Regions from separate parts of the Homo sapiens genome. Here region 2 is linked to region 1. Evidence: read pairs that join two places in POLR2A ChIA-PET (ENCODE). Cell type or tissue: HepG2. All regions are shown on one strand. Each heading gives the region's core, and the rest is flanking DNA. Links, peaks and the distances in the headings are about the cores only.

Region 1 (4,389 bases), core at 222-4,221:
TTTTTTTTTTTGAGGCAGAGTCTCACTCTGTCACCCAGGCTGGAGTGCAGTGGCGAGATCTCCGCTCACTGCAAGCTCCGCCTGCCAGGTTCACGCCATTCTCCTGCCTCAGCCTCCTGAGTAGCTGGGACCAAAGGTGCCCACCACCACGTCCGGCTAATTTTTTATTTTTTGTATTGTATTTTTAGTAAAGACGGGGTTTCACTGTGTAAGCCAGGATGGTCTCGATCTCCTGACCTCGTGATCCACCCACCTCGGCCTCCCAAAATGTTGGGATTACAGGCGTGAGCCACCGCGTCTGGCCTAGAGTTAGCTTCCTAATTACTAAGTTTATATTTGTGAATCTTCTAATTTCATTGGTTGTGAATTTACTTTGACATTTAAATTTACTTATATTTAATGTTCTATAGGATGTGGTACTATATCACATTTTGGTGTAAGACAAGTAATAGATTTTAGGAGTTTTGAAATAGATAACGTTTAATAGAGGTTCTGTGTGTTTCCATGCTATAATTGTTGATACTACGGAATAAATACATTCTCTTGTGTTTCCTGAATAACTTTTAATACTTAGTCTGAAAATGTTTAGTCTGATAAGATTTTCTTTGTATTTTGCAACTCTACCATTGTTTTGAAACAGTGTCATAAATGTACTTTAAGCTTGTAAACTGCCCTAAGCTAAACCAGTTCATTGTGTCCATAGTGTTTGCAGAAAAATCCGACTCAGAAGACAGAGTGCCACTTACTGAAAGGTTTTTTCTCTCAGTAAGTGGCACTCTGTCTTCTGAGTTGGTACCTGTGGACCACTGGATTAAAGGAGAACAGGGGTCTTGGCCACCTGAGCTGTTTGGAGTCATTGAGTGCTTAGATTTTTCACTTCCTTAATTTGGAAATCACTTGTTTAGGCCGCAGTGAGTTATCTAGTTATCTGTTTGGGGTGCCAAGTGTCTTTGGATTTTCAGTCTGCATTGATCATTTATTGATTGATTCTTTGAACTGGTAGTTTATATTGACTTTTCATGCATTTAAAAAAGTTTGAGTCTCTAGGGGTTTGGTGTCCCCCCCTGTAGTTGATACATAGATTAGGTTCCTGTACTTTTGGATTATTCAGAGGGACAAGCATGTACGTACTGTATTATATTTGTTCTAAAATACCAACTGTTAAATATTTCAATATCTGGTATATGTCATTTTTAATTGACAGTGTTTCTGTGTTCTGACACATGAAATAGTGCATTTTATAATTGATACTCGCAATGTAATATAGAAATCATTGGTCTAGTGCTGATAGATACTTGGTAGTATCTTTGAAGGATGGCTTAAAGATTTAAAAATTATTGAAAGCAGAAAAGTTTTTACTAATTTTGAATTTCAGCTGATGTATTGTTTCTTTAGAGCTAAATATTTAAAGTTGTATCTTAACAAAAGTCCATGAACTGCACATTTGTTTAAAATTTACTCCCAAAACATACCTGGTGATTATTTTTGTATAAAGGAAGATAAAGTCTGCTTAATTTCACTCTGTGATTTAGGTGAGAGCAATTTGAAAACTTGCTTTTGTATTCCAGTTTTTTGTGCTTAAGTTTGAAAATTTTTTGAGTAGACGGGATATGGTTTGATTATAATCAGAGCCCAGGTATTCAGGTCCATAGTGGTTTCAGTTCATTCATGATTCTAAGGTGTGTGGGATCTGAGATGACACTGCTAGTCCATAGAGACTTCATACCAGTCTAAACCCCTGCAGTTATTTCTTACGGGATCAGAGAACTCATCTGCTTTCCTTGTGCATGAGAAAAACTGGGGCCCAAGATTAGGCTGGCTTTAGAGACTTGAGTAAGTTGAGTCATGTGATTTGTATATTTTGTCTGCAATAAATAAGCTTATTCTAATGCAGTGTTTTATTTCTGCAGAGATTTCAGAATGAAAGTGGATTATGTAATAATACTGTCCATTTATGAGTTTAGTTACCAGTTCATTTGTTGCCACTCTATTAAAATCTAATAGTTTCACTAGCCCTTATAAAAGGACATTACCCTATCTTTATTTGTAGATACTAGTTTCAAAAGTATGACCCCTTTGCCATCTTCACCATCTTTAAATGTACAGTTCAGGAGTGTGAAATGTATTCATATTGTTGTGAAACAAATCTTCAGAACACTTTCGTCTTGCAAAACTGAAATCCTATACCGAATAAACAACTGCTCCCCTTTCCTCTCACTTCCCAGCCCCTTGTGACCAACGTGCTGCTTTCTGTTTCAGTGAATTTGATCATGTTAGAAACCTCATAGAAGTATTTGTCTTTTTGCGACTGGCTTATTTCACTCAGTGTAGAGTCCGCAAGGTTCATTCATGTTGTAGTTGTTGACAGGATTTTCTTCCTTTTTCAGGCTGAATAATATTCCGTTGTATGTATATACCGCATTTTATCTAGCCATCCATTGATGGACAGTTGGGTTGCTTCCTCCTCCTGGCTGTTGTGAATAATGCTGTTAGGAATGTGAGTGTGCAAATATTTCTTCAAGACCCTGCTTTCAGTTCTTTTGGATATTTACCCAGAAATAGGATTGTGGGATCATACGGCAGTTACATTTTTAATTTTTTGAGGGCCCACCATAATGTTTTCCATAGTGATTGCAGCATTTTACAGTCTCACCAGCAGCACACAGGATTTCCAGTTTCTCCACATCCTTGCCGATACTTAATTTTTTTCCTTTCTTTTTTTGATAATAGCCATCCTAATAAGTGTGAGTATATGACTCCTCTTCAAGTGTATGTAAAACATAATAACCAACATTTATTGAGCACTTTCTATGTGCTAATACAAATATATCATTTAGTCATTGTAATCCTGTGAGGTGTACATTCACCTGTATGAGGTGTTTGTACTGTTTTATAGACTGGAAAACTGAAGCACTGAGAAATGACCAATCTTGCCCTTGGACCCTCAGATGCTAAATTGCGGAGCCAGAAATTGAACTCAACTAATCTGAATCCATAGATACTTCTCACCGTCAACCATTGGGATATTCTTTATCGTTGTTTTTCAGAACTGAGTATTTTAATCTGATAAAGAATACTAAATGACAAGCATGCTTAAGACAGATAGCAATCTTTAGGGTTAGTAATCTTTAAATGATTGTCACTTTGAAGGAAAATATTTATAATGGTGCATTATGTTTATGATGATGGAAATCACACATTTTGAAAACAGTGTTTAGTAATCAGGGTTTGAGATCTTCCAGCTATAGTGGTAAAATGTCAAAATTTCTTAAATTTCTTTTGCATTATATTAGTCCCACTGATGTTACATTTTAGTCTCTTGCTAACTGTGTGTGTGTGTGTGTGTGTGTGTGTGTGTGTGTGTGTGTAACTTTGTAGGCTAGATTTGAGTAAGGAAAACAGGATATGGATCACATCGTTGGCTGAAACTTCCTGAAATGGAGAATTTTAGTAACTTCTCACTTGATGGTTTTGATTCAATTAGATTGAGTTCTTTGCTCATAGTTTGCTTACTACTGCTCTGAAGCAGTGTTTTGATTATGTTGAATCTGGCTGAATTCTCTTTAGAACCTTGGAATCAGAGTTGTAAAGGCATCTAAATATTTCTTCTAAGCCATTTCCTCTCTGCAGGGTCATATTTTTCCTCAGTGCAGAATCCAGACTTGGACCAGATATTACCGTTAGTTGTCACGTCTCTTTACTTAGGGCACATTTCCACAGCTTTTCTTTGTCTTGTGTGAGACTGACTTTTTTTTTTTTTTTTTTTTTTTTACTATTTGGAGACAGGGTCTTGCTCTGCCACCCAGGCTGGAGTGCAGTGGTGGCTTACTGCAACCTCTGCTTCCCAGGCTCAAGCAATCCTCCTGCCTCAGGCTCCTGAGTAGCTGGGACTACAGGTGTGAGCCCCCACGCCTGGCTAACTTTTTCTAGAGACAGGTGTTGCCCAGGCTGGTCTCGAACTCCTGAGCAAAGTTCTGGGATTACAGGTGTGAGCCACTGCGCCCAGCTGAGATTGATGATTTTGAAAAACGCAGTTCCTTCCACTCTTACTTTTTTTTAATATAATTTTCTCATTTTGGGTTTGTCTGATGTTTCCTTGTGATTAGATTCAGGTTTTGTATTCCTGGCTTAGGATTCTGTACATCCAGAGGTACACAGAGTCATCTGCTCTTTGTTGATGATACTGATTTTGATTACCTAGTTGGGTGTTGTCTGAATTCTGTATCCTATAGTCATTGTTTTTTACCCCTTGTGGCTTATAGGCAATATGTGGGGGAGACACTTTAACACCATGTACATATCCTACTCCTTAGCAAAATTTCCACCCATATTTAGCATCCATTGATGATTCTTGAACCGGTTTATAATATGGTTGTTGAAAAGTAAGAT
Region 2 (4,389 bases), core at 236-4,235, 230 kb before region 1:
AACTGGCAGCCTGCTGGTCCTATGTGGCCTGTGGACGTGCTTTGGCCTTCACAGTGTTTTTTTGTTTTTTTTTTTAAATGTGTGTAAGTTGCCAACACTTAAAAGAATGAAGAGATTTCCCAATTACTAGCTTAAAAATGTAAGCATCTGGCAACCCTGGGTTTCCATCCCCACGTGGTAATTCCTGACATGTCCTGTACTCCCCAGGGCCCCCGCCTGCCCCACATAAGTTTGCAACCCCTGCTTGGAGAAGGAATCCTGTCTTGAGGCCTTGGGGGCCGGCTCTTCATCCTATTCATGGTTGTGTCTGTGGCACATAGCTTGATGCTTGATAGGTCATCAGTGCTCAGGATTAAAAAGAACCGCATGCTGGTGGGCCAGGCCCATGGGCAGTTGCCAGTATGCCTGAGGCTTTGGCTGGGACTTGAGGCCAGCTCCTGCCTTGACAGGAGTCCTCAGGGTCTGCCTCAGGGTGGGAAGGAAGGAGGTAGAAGCAGCTCTTCTCTCCTCCCCAGGACAAAGGCCATGATGGGGTCAAGGAGCTGGACAGCCTAAACAGTGACCGATTGAGAACCGTCCAGCTCAATGTCTGCAGCAGCGAAGAGGTGGAGAAAGTGGTGGAGATTGTCCGCTCGAGCCTGAAGGACCCTGAGAAAGGTAGGGCGCCCCTTCGGACGGCAGGGGTTGTGTATGGGGCCATTCCAAGGGGCACTTGCCGAACACCACCTTCCACTGGCTGGCATCCTGCCACCACACTCCCTTCCTTATTGTTTAGGCTCTTCCTCCTGCACAGTAGGAGGAAGAGGATTACACTAAACATACACGTGCAATAGGGCAATGGAAAAATACAGTCAGGAGGTGATTTCAGAGTTCACGGAGTGCTAGGTGGCTACGCACTGATTCAGGTCAGTTCAGCCAATGCCCATTGATGCCCCCTCTGGCCCAGGAGCTGGGTTGGGTGCCAGGGACACAAAGATGGTCAAGGCACATTCTGTCCCCAGGACCTCATAGTTCAGCCGGAGGACTGAGTTCAAAATCAGGGAGCCGTGCATTGAGAGAGGCAGAGCAGCACAGGAAGGAGGGGTCAGTCCAGCCATGGGGGCGCAGTGGAAATAGGCCAGTTAAGGCAGATTGTGGCAGAGAGCAGATATGGTTGTTCCAAGAGGAGGGGAGAGCAGGAACCACAGCTTCGAGGAGCACGGGGAGGGTAGCGGGGGCTGTTGGTCAAGTGGTGGGATTAGCCGGCACCTCAATATGAGTCATGGGTCAGGTCACGCAGAGGGGGTGGCAGCAAAGGAGGTTGGGGAGGGAGGTCTTGGATCCCAGGCGAGGGAACATGGCTGGTCTCCCAATGGCACTGGGGAGCCACTGAAGGGGTCATCCTGAGGGAATGGCCTGGTCATTGTGAGACTTGTGAATCTCCCTCTGAGGATGGCAGTGGCAATGTGAAGGTGGATTCAAAGCGGGAGTTAAACATGGGTTCTGGACTCCGGAACTAGGGTGGTAGGTGTTGGGAAACAGGAAGGGTCAGGTGCGAGGAGTGTTGAGAAGGCGAAGCTGCCTGGACTTGGTGACTTGGATGTGGGGATGAGGTGAGGCGCGAAGTCTCTGTCCTGGACACCTGGTGCCCCGCACTGCAGGAGCAGGTGGGGAGATAGGGAGACACTGAAGCGCCCACCCTGAGGGAATGTCCAGGCTAGAAGAGCAGGTGCCCACGGCAGGTGACACTGGGAGTCGGGGAGATGCACAGAGGGACCCCTGGGAATGTGAGTGTTCGGGGATCAGAGGAGGGGGAGAGGCAGCTGTCAGAGAGGTTGGATACAGTTCCCCAGAGGCTAAACAACAGAAAGTTTGGAGGAGAGGGCAGTACCAGTAGCCAACAGGGTCAAAAGCTACAGAAAGTTCCAGTAGCATAAGGACTAAAATATCCTTCCAGTTCAGCCAGTGGAGGGCCTTGTGGGAGGAGCTCTGTCTGCAACCTCGGGGTGCCATTCATGTAGAATACAGCAGTGGGGGATGGAGCTCCCTGGAGCCGGGCCGCCCAGCAGCATCTGGAGAAGCGAATCTATGAAGTTTACCTTTGAGCTCCCTGACAGCCCAGGCAGAAAGGGTGTGCGTCATTCAGGCCTCTGCTTTCCCTCAGAATGGGGTGGGGCAGCTCTCAGGAGCAGCTACTTCAGTGGCTGGGGAAGGAGGCGGAAAAGGCAGGAGTGACCAGATCCCATGCGGGGAGCTCTGCTGAGCCTGTATCAGCCAGATGGATGTGCTGTCTGTCACAGCAGCTGCCTCAGAGGCTGCGTGTGTGGCTGTCGGTGATGCCGCTCCTCTGCCTGTCTCTGATGTGCCACCTCATCAGCCCACTGTCGCTCCCATCCTCCCAACAGGCCATTCACAGGCCTCTCTGTTCTCTGTTCTCGCTGAACATCTGTTTAATAATTAACAGGCAGAGCCAGCCCATTAAGAAAAGGCAGGATGGGTCCCGCTGGGGTGATTACCGGCTCAGAACCTGCAGCCTGCTTCGCCCTTCCCTGGCGGTAAATTCTCCTCCCTCCCACCTTCCCTGGGCAGCTGCTATATTTTCCTTCATAAACTACTGGGCAGGAAAACAGCTGCATCGGCACCATAAAGCCACTTGATTATAGCGTGGGTTTTGTGGTGATCTAAAATGCCCGTGGAAAGGCGTCATCACCGGAGACCCAAGCAGAGAACGCACCAGGCCGGCTTGCTCAGGCTGGCGGTCCTCGTCCCCTGCCCCCCTGACTCTGGGGCAGAATCACTTCCATTGTCTGTACTGGACTGGCCAGGCAGCCTAACCTACAAGGCAGGGTGGGCCCCGGCCCACACAGAGGGGAGGCACTCACCCCCTGCCCGGGGATCTGGGCTCCAACCCCAGCACCAGCCTGACGCGCAGACCTTTCCCTGCTGCTTTTCCCACGCCGGGCATTCCGGAGGGCTGGATGAACCTCTCACCATCAACTTCCTTAACCGATACTGCATTTTTTTTTTTTGGAAAAGGATTTGAAGACTTTTAGGTCTGAAGAAAACAGTACATCCGTCAGATATGCAGTGGCGTGTCCCCCATCTCCTGCTCTCGCTTTCTTCCCGTCTCCCTCTCCTCCCTCTCCCTGCTTCCCCTCCACACTCTGCCACTCTGCCATGTCTTGGCCTTGCCTTGGCAATTCCCCCTCAGGCAATGCCGGCTGTGAACTCCAGGGAGCACCCTCCCAGAGCGTTCCGACCCGCAGTGGCCGCCACCGACCCACACCCCATGCAGGACATGTCAGAAGGGTCCTCTTCCCCTTCTCCACCGGGGGGGCACATTTGGTTGGCGAGTTTGACGCCCTGCAGCCTGGCTCTGTGGAACAGTTGCTGCCAAAGCCCGGGGAGCCAGCCACGGGGGCGAGATGAAGGAGATTGTCTGGTGAGAGCCACAGAGCCATCTGCCACCGGCCCCGACCCCCGCAGGACGCTGAGGGACAGGACATCTGGAGCCTGGGACCAGCCCTCCCTGTCCCCACCCCAGGGGACACCGAGCCAGTGGGCCCGAGAGCAGGCCGTGGGCATGGCCTGATCTTGGCACATCACTTACCAGTCAGTCAGTCAACATTAATTAATTAATTAATTAATTTTTTTGAGACAGAGTCTTACTCTGCCGCCCAGGCTGGAGTGCAATGGTGCGATCTCGGCTCACTGAAACCTCCACATCCCGGGTTCAAGTGATTCTCCTGTCTCAGCCTCCCGAGGAGCTGGGATTACAGGCGCCTGCCACCATGCCCAGCTAATTTTTTTTTTTTTTTTAGTAAAGAAGGGGTTTCACAAGGTTGGCCAGGCTGGTCTCAAACTCCTGACCTCAGGTGATCCACCTGCCTTGGACTCCCAAAGTGCTGGGATTATAGGCCTGAGCCACCACGCCTGACCTGGGCTTCACTTATTAGAAATGTGATCTTGGGCTTGCACCTGCCCCCTGTGTGGGTCTCAGCTTGCCCATCTGTGAAGTGGGAGAGTGCTCTGAGCCGTCCAGCACTCATGCCTGGATCAGACCACTACAAGAGCATGGGAAGAATTTCAACACAAGCTGCTCGCAGGCTGACAGGCAGCAGAACATATGTGGAGGAGTAAGGGAGAAGCTTGGAAAAGGCCTGGCCTACCATGCTGTGGGATGGAGACCACAGAGCAGGAAGTGACTGATGGGGGGATCCACCTGAGGAGGGGATGGAGACCATAGAGCAGGAAGTGACTGATGGGGGGTGCCTGAGCGGGGGATGGAGACCATAGAGCAGGAAGTGACTGATTGGGGGGTCGGCCTGAGGGGGGATGGAGACCATAGAGCAGGAAGTGACTGAGGGGGGGATGGAGACCATAGAGCAGGAAGTGACTGATGGGGCGGGG

Evidence for each region. ChIA-PET counts read pairs that join two places held together with the same protein. Peaks named below come from ENCODE experiments on the same cell type or tissue, not always from the same donor. Only the 100,000 strongest peaks of a DNase experiment are listed, where the experiment ranks them.
Region 2: POLR2A ChIA-PET joins it to region 1 with 6 read pairs; 7 of 35 experiments call an interaction of 5 or more read pairs at or near these places.

The regions. Positions count from the first base shown.
Region 1 is chr3:197,290,280-197,294,668 of GRCh38, reverse strand. The region is part of intron 3 of DLG1 (discs large MAGUK scaffold protein 1); the gene reads left to right. MIR4797 (microRNA 4797) reads left to right here and starts at 721; the gene lies at 721-791. In HepG2, for the core only: no CTCF peak of the experiment used is centred there; a DNase peak (open chromatin) is centred at 2,218; H3K4me3 peaks cover 1,335 bases.
Region 2 is chr3:197,518,908-197,523,296 of GRCh38, reverse strand. BDH1 (3-hydroxybutyrate dehydrogenase 1) reads left to right here. Exons shown (of 8, transcript NM_203314.3): 6 at 516-657. Among named protein-coding and RNA genes, the nearest start is that of LINC02012, 11 kb to the right of the region's middle. RefSeq lists enhancers at 1,074-1,779, 1,780-2,485. In HepG2, for the core only: a CTCF peak has its summit at 3,224; a DNase peak (open chromatin) is centred at 2,386; H3K4me3 peaks cover 1,609 bases.